2 separate regions of the Homo sapiens genome follow, and region 1 is linked to region 2. A link is an interaction called in ENCODE POLR2A ChIA-PET data of the cell type or tissue named here. Cell type or tissue: PC-9. All regions are shown on one strand. Links, peaks and the distances in the headings refer to the core of each region. The heading gives the core; the rest is flanking DNA.

Region 1 (4,387 bases), core at 126-4,125, 380 kb before region 2:
TTCAAAGGAGCAGGGACACCCACCATCCCAGGCCTTCTACAGGGCCGGGCACAAAATCAGACTCAACAACAGCTGGTGGAATGAATAAAAGAACAGAGGGGGCTTGCACGCGCTTTGCCGCCACACTGGGAATTTTGCAAACACAGGCGCCTTTTGACCCAGCAAGTTGATGTCTAGGGTTTTCTCCTAAGGAGATCAGTAGACAGATGCCCACAGAAGTACAGTCAAGATAGTCCTTGCAGCGTTGCTTGTCATCATGACTACTGGCAGCAACCTAGGTGTCCATCAATAGGGGATTGGCTCAAAGCAGGTGTGACACAGCCAAAGGGTGGAATGTTACGCAGCCACTAAATAGATGGGTCTCTTATCATAAAGGGAGGGAAGCAGAGCCTAGTGCCCGATGTTCAATACGATTAATCCCTGGAGGGTAGGAGCTCTGGTTGTACTTAAACATGTCTAATTCATAACAAGAGGGAAATGGATTGGGAGGTGGGAACTGTCAGGGTCATCCAAGTCTGTACCTTGACTGGTGAAGAAAGTGAGGCCCAGGGAAGCAAGACCCTCTCCCTAGGTCACAGCACTGCCTAGAGGCACAGCCAGAGTTGGGGTCCAGATCTTCTTCCCACTACTTCTGCTCTCAGCAGGTTCTGGGGGTACAGCCAGCCGAGTGAAGGGTGCATCCTGAGCCTCCATGTAGACCCTCAAGTTGAGTCCTTTCTTTTGGAGCCTCAGTTTCCTCATCTGTAAAATGGGCCCATGTTCTCCCACGCTTCCTTTACTAAGCTGGGGAGATGATAAAATTTGTATGAGGAAGAGCAGTGCCCTTTACTGAGTGCTTAGGACACACCCAGACCTGCCCTAAGACTTTGATGCACATTACCCCATTTCATCTGCACAATAACTATCTGAAGTAAGGGCTTGAGTAGCCCCATTCTGCCAACGCGACTCACAAGAGTTGAGTAACTCACCGAGTGGCACCCAGCTAGTTGGTGGCAGAGCCTGGATATAAATCCAGATGGTCAATTTCAGCCCCATCCTGCTAACCACCACATTCTATCTGAAAAGAGACCACGTGTGCATATGTACAAATGGACACGCAGATCCCCTGGGGCCTTGGAGGACTAGGGAGACCTGGACCTGAATCCGTCCACTGGCTAGTGGTCCAAGGACCTGATTTCCCCCTTCTGCCTCCTCAACCCCCAGTCTGCCCTACCCACTGATTAGAGCCAGGGAGCCTGGTGCCTGCAGCTAGCCTGGGTAGGGCCAGTCTCCCTGTAATTAAGGCAGCGGGAGGTTGGGAGCTGGGATCCCTGTCATCCGAGGTTGGGGAGGAGGGGTGACGAGTGACTGAAGGAACCTCCCTGTAGCCAGGCCAACCACGTCAGCAGCCACTGGCTGCTCTGGGCAGCAGTGGGTGGCCAGGAGCAAGCCCGGTGGGTTCTTACCTCTCTGCCACCCCTGGCCTGGACCCTCCTGTTAGCCTCCTGCCTTCACTCCCTGTCTCCCTGTATCTCCCTTCTCTAAATGTCTCCTCCACCCCAGCACCAGAGCCATGTCTCCAAAAACCAGGTCACCAAGGCTTGGCTTCTAGTGTTCCAGCCATGCTGTGGGGATAGAGGATTTCTCCTGCTTTCAGAGCAGAGCGTTAAGAAGGCTGCGGGGAGCCGCTTGCAGGAGCTCCCAGGCAGCCATTGAGAAGGAGGTCATTTCCCTGGAACAAATGCCTGCTGGGGCTGTGTGTCACCCTCTGGAACACGCCCACACCCCCAGGCTGGCACTCCAGGCCCTTTCTTGATCTAGCCCAAACCTGCTTATCAGCCCTGACTTCCTCCCAGTCACCTGTCATTTCCATTGTGTGTTACCTTCTTGCCTCCACGCCTTTGCTTGTGCCATTCCCTCTAACTGGGACGCCCTCACTTTTCCCTGCTTGGCCCATCAAATTCTGCTCTTCTTTCTCTGCCCAGTTCAAACACCTCCTCCTCTCGGCAGCCTTCCCTGGTTGAGCCCAAATGAAGCTGTCTCCCATAAGCCCACGGTACTGCCCTGTGGCTTGGGTGGGCTTGTGGGAGAGGAAGATGCAGATTTTTTTTTTTTTTTTTTTTTTTTGAGATGGACTCTCGCTCTGTCGCCCAGGCTGGAGTGCAGTGGCACGATCTTGGCTCACTGCAACCTCCGCCTCCCGGATATAAGTGATTCTCCTGCCTCAGCCTCCCAAGTAGCTGGAATTACAGGCACGCATCGCCACACCAGGCTAATTTTTTGTATTTTTAGTAGAGATATGGGGGTTCACCATGTTGGCCAGGCTGGTCTCTAACTCCTGACCTCAGGTGATCCGCACGCCTCAGCCTCCCAAAGTGCTGGGATTACAGGTGTGAGCCACCACGCCCGCCTAGGAGATGCAGATTGAATGCAGATTGATTGAGATGCATCTTTGTCCTCCCCACCATCCCAGCACCAAGGCTGTGCACTCTCTGGGGTCCAGACCTGCCCTGGTGGTCACTCACAACTGTGGCCTTGGTCAAGTCACATCACCTCTCTAAACTGCATTGTCCCCGTCTGTAAAATAGGAGAACCAGAGTTTCTCCTGGAAGGGACCATAGTGAGGAATGTATGAGACAATGTGGGCAAATACTTGAAATGGTGCTCACCTCTGGTGCCTGCTTAATAAATAGCACCCAGGGTTCCTACAGCTGTGGCCGTGGAGCCTGCATCTCCCTCTCCCCTGGTGGCTTCCCCTCTTTTACAAGGTCACCAGGGAGGCCTTCCCAGAGGACAATCCGGATCATGTCATTCTCACAGACCCTCCTCCAGGCAGGCCTGGAGTCATCCCCAAAGGCTCTGTCCAACCCACTCCTGCCTCTCTCCCTGGCTCCCCCGTCCCATCTCTCACCAGCCTCGCATCATTTGCTCTACTCCAACCACCTGGAACTTATTCGGGGGGGCACTGAACGCCCCACGCACCCTTTCACCTCAGGGCTATTGCACAGGTCACTCCCTCCTTCTGTACCTGGCTAACTCCTTCTCGTCCTTTAGGCCCCAGCTTACGTGCCCATTCCTCCAGGAGGCCTTCCCCGACCACCTCTTCCATCCAGGTGAGGCGCCCCTTCTCTGTTCCTGCAGCTCTTGCACCACACACTGCGCTGCAATGACCTGCTTTCCTGTGAGCTCCAAGAAGCCAGGCACTGTGCCTCGCTCCCTGCTGCAAACTCAGCACCGGGCACGGTGTCTGGTGCAGACTAGATGCTCAAAAAACATTTAGTGACTAACTGAATGGATGGATGAGTCAATTTCTGCATCCCCCACACTGCGGGAAATGTCTGTAGAACAGATTTGAGTGGGAGGTTCCAGCAGGGCCTGGGAGAAGCCCTTGGGGTTTGGGCACTGGGGGTAAACAGAGCAGACCCCCCAACCCCTCCCCTGGGGGGCTGGGCTCCCCGCTTCCTGCAAACCCCCTGGGCCCCAGAGCCGGCTTCCAGATGCTAAGCCCGTCTCAGCCTCACCTCTTAGCTTTTCCATCTGCACAGCCGGGCCAGATCCCCGCAGCCAGCATCACGGGCAGCCAGGCCAACCGTCCCGGCGTCTTCCTATTTTAGACATCTCGCTGCCTCAGTCCCTTCTAATGTTTCCAGCCAGGCTGCGGGGGGAGGAAAAAGAGGTTACTGCTACTTTAAATGTACTGTATGAAGGCGAGGGCTGGAAAGGGGCCTGCTTGCAGGAATACCCAGTCATCTAGTTGGAAAAGCCGCCAGATGGAATACAAAAGGAGGAACCCAGACGCTCATGGAGACAGCCTCGGTTCATAAATCAGGTGGGGCCAGGGGCTGGGGGCCCACACGCCATGGAGCCCGACTCCCTTCTGGACCAAGACGACTCCTACGGTAAGACGGTGCCAGCAAAGTGCAGAGTTGGGGGTTTCAGCCTCTCTGCTCAACAGACTTTTCTCTGCTATAGGAATCTGAGTTGAAGCAGGGAGGCAGTCAGGCATCTGGGCACTGTCTGGTCTTGGGACCCATGGGTGGGCATGGGTGCGTTGGGCTATGAGACTCAGGGCTGGAGGGTCCCTGGAGCGGGCAGCCCCTCAGACTCCAGGCATTGACAAGGTCCAGGGGAGGGAGAGAGAGTTTCTCAGCTGCTTCTGTTTTGCTCCTGGCCAAGAAGGAAAGGAAGGAAGTTTTGCAGCCCCCCTGCCTGTCTGCCTACCTCGCTGTTCGCCAGGCCTGCCCTGTGCTGTGGGGAATTCAATTAGTGCGATCCTGCGGATAAATATAGATGGAAGAGGCAACAGGAACATACCTTGTAATTAAAGGCCAGGGCTCATGCTGAAAGCACTCCCCGTGTGACAGGGCCCCAGTGGCTGCCACCGGAGAGCTGCCCAGGCCACTGGAAG
Region 2 (4,387 bases), core at 176-4,175:
TATTATGAATAGCTAACAGTGAGAGAGTCAAAACCCAGATTAATGGACATTTACAAATTCCTGATCAAAAGTGATTTTATACAATTGCATTTTCCTGGAAGGAAGAACAGACTATGACCAAATTAACAAAATGATAAAAATAGCATAGGAAGGCTGGTTGCACCATGAATAATCATTGAAGGACTAAACTTTTGCCCTTGGGGTAATTTTAGAATTTGGGACTTCACTAGTATAGCAAGAAAATATTGAGTTCCGGGCCTGGTGCGGTGGCTCACGCCTGTAATCTCAGCACTTTGGGAGGCCAAGGCGGGCAGATCATTTGAGATCAGAAGTTTGAGACCAGCCCGGCCAACATGACGAATCCCCGCCTCCACTAAAAACACAAAAATTAGCTGGGCATGGTGGCAGGCACCTGTAGTCTCAGCTACTTGGGAAGCTGAGGCAGGAGAATCACTTGAATCCAGGGGGCGGAGGTTGCAGTGAGCCGAGATCGCGCCACTGCACCCAGCCTGGGTGACAGAGTGAGACTCCATCTCAAAAAAAAAGGAAAAGAAAATATTGAGTTCCTTTAAGTGAATTGACAGTAATGGTGTTTTGTTTAATACATAATATACTTAAGCTATATTTTCAAATTATTTTTATTATTTTCCAGATGCTTTTAAACAAAAATACAAATTCCTATGTCATAAAGCGTGGTCCATTGGCAAATGGAAATCAATAAGCAAGTGACAGTGAAGAAGCTATTGAAAAGAACAAGGACATAGGCCAGCCCCAGGTTGAATTCCAGCCTGGCCCACACTGGCTATGTGACTTTAGGCAGTGACTCAGTTCTCTGAGACCAGGCTTCCTCTTCTGGAAAAGCAGTATTTGCAAAATCCCGTGAGAAATCGACAAGATAATAACATTTGCAAAGAACCCACACTGCTCTGGGCACCATAAATAGTAACAGTAATGTGTAACAATAACATTCATCTCAGAAAAATGTGGCATCAGCAAAGAACTGGAAATGCTTGTTTTCAGGGTTAAAAAAATACCATTAGTGTTTCTTCACTAAATAAACTAGTAATTTTAGTAGCCCAATCTGGAGGCCTGTGGTTTAACAAGCAACTAATTAGAAACTGGTGCTCCCTAAGCGCTGAGTGACACCTGCTTTTAAAACTGTACCCACAGAGAGGAGTCGGGTGCAAGGGACAGTTGCTGGCTGTGCTGTCTCCGGAAAATACAGCTTAGGAGCAAATCCCAGATGATCTCTTTTAATAAAATCTTCTCTGAAAAATACATGGGTTAATAATATGAACAAAGGAGGTTTGCTGAGGTCCCATCAGTTTAATTCCACCCAGTATCAGATTATTCCTGCCAGGATGGGCTGTGAAAATAATGAAAGCAATAATTAAAAGTAAATTATGCAAATGGCAAGGGCAGGAATGGTAGATTGGGAGATTGCTCGGAAGGAAGAGTGATTTGATCTGATCTGTTCAAGGAGCCGACCACAATGATGCTCTTACCCACCCACTGAGCATGCCTCTGCCATTCCTCCTCTAAAGTGTCCACGAGGTCCTCCTCTCTGCCCACAGGGCAGATCTAAAGCTCCTTAACCTGGCATTCAAGGTCCTTTATAGTCCAAATCCCTGCCAATCCTTCCAAATTCATTCCCTCTGCTTCCTACACCACCCCTTCCATCTATACCGAACTACTTACAATTTTCCAAACTCACTCTACATTTAATGATTCCATTCAGGACAGTATTGGAGAGAAAATTTATTTTAAAAGTCAATGTCCATGTCCCTTAAAGAAAGTGATCCACAATTTAACAACCATGGATAAATCCTGCCATGGGAACTGAATCTCCCTGTGAAATTTCTGGAAATTACAAACACACTCCACTTCCCTGGAAAGTCACCCTTTCAAAAACTTATCCCTCTAAGTCACAGTCCTGAACATGGAGGTAAGATAGAATCGCCTCCCATCCACCCATCCTTCCTTCCATCTTTCGAAAATATAAAAAAAACTCTATGTGCCAGGCCCCATGCCAAATGCCAAGGGCATGAATGCATCCGATGTGGTTCTGAGCCTTGAAGAGCTCACAGGATGTTTAAACCATAAATCCAGCATTCCTTCTGCTGGGTTCATAACGGGCACTAAATAAGTATTTGTTGAATTAAGACAAACAGGTAAACTAATAATGACAATATAATACAGGAACTACTGTGCCAGAGTGGACACACAGAGTGCCCTGGGCCTGGGGGTGAGATGTGCAAAGGCATAGAGGCATCAAAAAGCGTGGCATGCTTGGGGGTCTCAACAAGCCGACAGGAGCTGGGGAATGAGATAGGGAGAGAATGGTGGGTAGAATCCCAGAATCCTTTGCTCCTGGGCCCCCTTCCCCTGGCATGACCTCATCAGTTTCCACTTAAGATCCACACAGGCACAAAACACGCACACAGCCCTCTGGTTTTGCCACAGCTCATGGCCGACTAGGCAAAGCAGGTGGGGCTTACAGAGGCAGGGGCTTTGACCACGGGAATCATACCTGGGGCCAGCCTTCAAGATTTAGGAAGACGAAAAAGTTCTTGTGCAAAAAACAGTTACCAGGTTACCACACAGTACAACAGGCTGGGAAGGCTATCCTGTAACCCCTGCTGTGTGCTAAGCCCGCTGACTTATTTTGGAGGTGACAGGCATGCTCACTACCCACAAGTGTCCGTCAGGACCAGTGGTCCTCAAACGTGATTTGCATATTTGAATCACTGGTGTTTCAAAGAGTGTTCTTTTAATTTTTTTAAAACCATGTTCAGGCTCCACCCCCAGAAATTCTGGTTTAATTGGTCTGAGGTGGAGCCCAGGCAGAGAAGTTCCCTATTGGTTCCAATATGCAGCTGAGCTTGAGAACCACTGTTTCTGGGATTTTCCAGGGTCCCCACTCAGCCTACCCCCATTCATTAGATCACCTGCTTGGCCCTGACAGCACTTGGGACCCCTGACCTCTGCCGCCTTCTCTGGTCCTCACTATCCCTCATGGTGTGGTCATGTTTAGCTCAATTTATACATAGAAACTCAGATTAAAGATCCTGTTCCAGGTAGCCCAGCTCTCAAGCAGAAAAATGGGGACTAAAACCAGGTATGTCCAGGTCTAACAACCACGTCCTTTCCACAGTGCTACGCTGCTTCCTTGCAGAGCTGAGCTCAAGCTGTCCATAAATATTCAGGAGTCTTTTGAGCTGGTTGTTAAAAACCACTGATAGCCTGAAATTAGCTGTGGTGGGAATATTTACACCATGGAAATAGACAAACACTACCCATCAGGAAGTGTTTTGTTTTGTTTTTTGAAACCAGTTTGCCAGCACACCTCTTAATTCCAAGGCACCAAGAAAAAAGAAAAAATATCAAATTATGTTCCTTCAATTTCAGGAAGCAGCTGTATCATGCATTTTAGGAAGATTTCAACTCCAAATAGTTAAAATTGAAAGAGCTTTTTGAGTTTAGAGAGATAAACCTCAAGTGTGCGAAAAATATACACCTGTAATTTTTATCAAGATGCCACATGGGTACAGATGCATTCTGCATGCTGCTATGGGTTGGGTGCATTTGACTTAAAGTCACTTAGTGTCAGTGAAAAAGGAAAATACAAGTGTAGAACAAGGTCCCTGGAAGTGCTCCCTATCTCAGCCACAGAGAGCATAATAGAAAATGTTCTCTGAAACAAGCCACCTGGCAGCCCACCTCTGCCTCAGATACCTTGATATGTGGAGTTTCAATATTGGAATGCTGGATGGGAGCCTCCTATTACAGAATAACAAGAGAGACTAACAGAAGTTACTTACCCCCCAGGATCTCCAGTACCCCCGCGGAGCTCAGCTTTAAGTGGTCCCCACTGAACAAAGAACTGTGACATTTCTCTCCCCAGCATGGTTCCTCTAACAGCAGGGCTCGATAGCTACAAAGCCTGGTTATGCTGGTGCCGTGCTTTTGGAGGATGGAAGGAGATTGTAAATTGAAAAGGAATAAAGAAAACTACCATTTACTGACTGTCTACTCTGCAACTAGGCACTGAGCTAGACACTCTCAGACCTGGCACTAGAATTGACACTTACTGAATAACTATTACATGTCAAGCCCTATTCCAGGCCCTTAGCTACATTAGCTCATTGCATCCTCTTAATAACCCTGTGAAGTGGCTCCAATCATCCCTATTTTACAGAGGAGAACATAGAGATGTAGATAGCTGAAAGCATTTCCTAAGTTAACACAACCGGAACATGGCAGGCAGGACCAGAACCAAAGCAATGATCCTGGGGCTGCTCTTCTGAGAAATGGAAATGCTTCTGGCAGACAGGGAATTGTCACTGACTTGAACTCTAGTCTTCGGGTATTCAGTAGTTACCAGAAA

The links. Peaks named below come from ENCODE experiments on the same cell type or tissue, not always from the same donor. Only the 100,000 strongest peaks of a DNase experiment are listed, where the experiment ranks them.
Region 1: POLR2A ChIA-PET joins it to region 2 with 7 read pairs; 1 of 35 experiments calls an interaction of 5 or more read pairs at or near these places.

What each region holds. Positions count from the first base shown.
Region 1 is chr9:121,563,351-121,567,737 of GRCh38, forward strand. It overlaps LOC107987016 (a long non-coding RNA gene), which reads right to left and starts at 3,634. Exons shown (of 2, transcript XR_001746560.2): 1 at 3,501-3,634. It also overlaps a transcript of DAB2IP not described here. In PC-9, for the core only: no CTCF peak of the experiment used is centred there; DNase peaks (open chromatin) are centred at 911 and 1,721.
Region 2 is chr9:121,943,971-121,948,357 of GRCh38, forward strand. The region is part of intron 6 of TTLL11 (tubulin tyrosine ligase like 11); the gene reads right to left. Among named protein-coding and RNA genes, the nearest start is that of TTLL11, 150 kb to the right of the region's middle. In PC-9, for the core only: no CTCF peak of the experiment used is centred there; DNase peaks (open chromatin) are centred at 921 and 2,071; H3K27ac peaks cover 1,379 bases.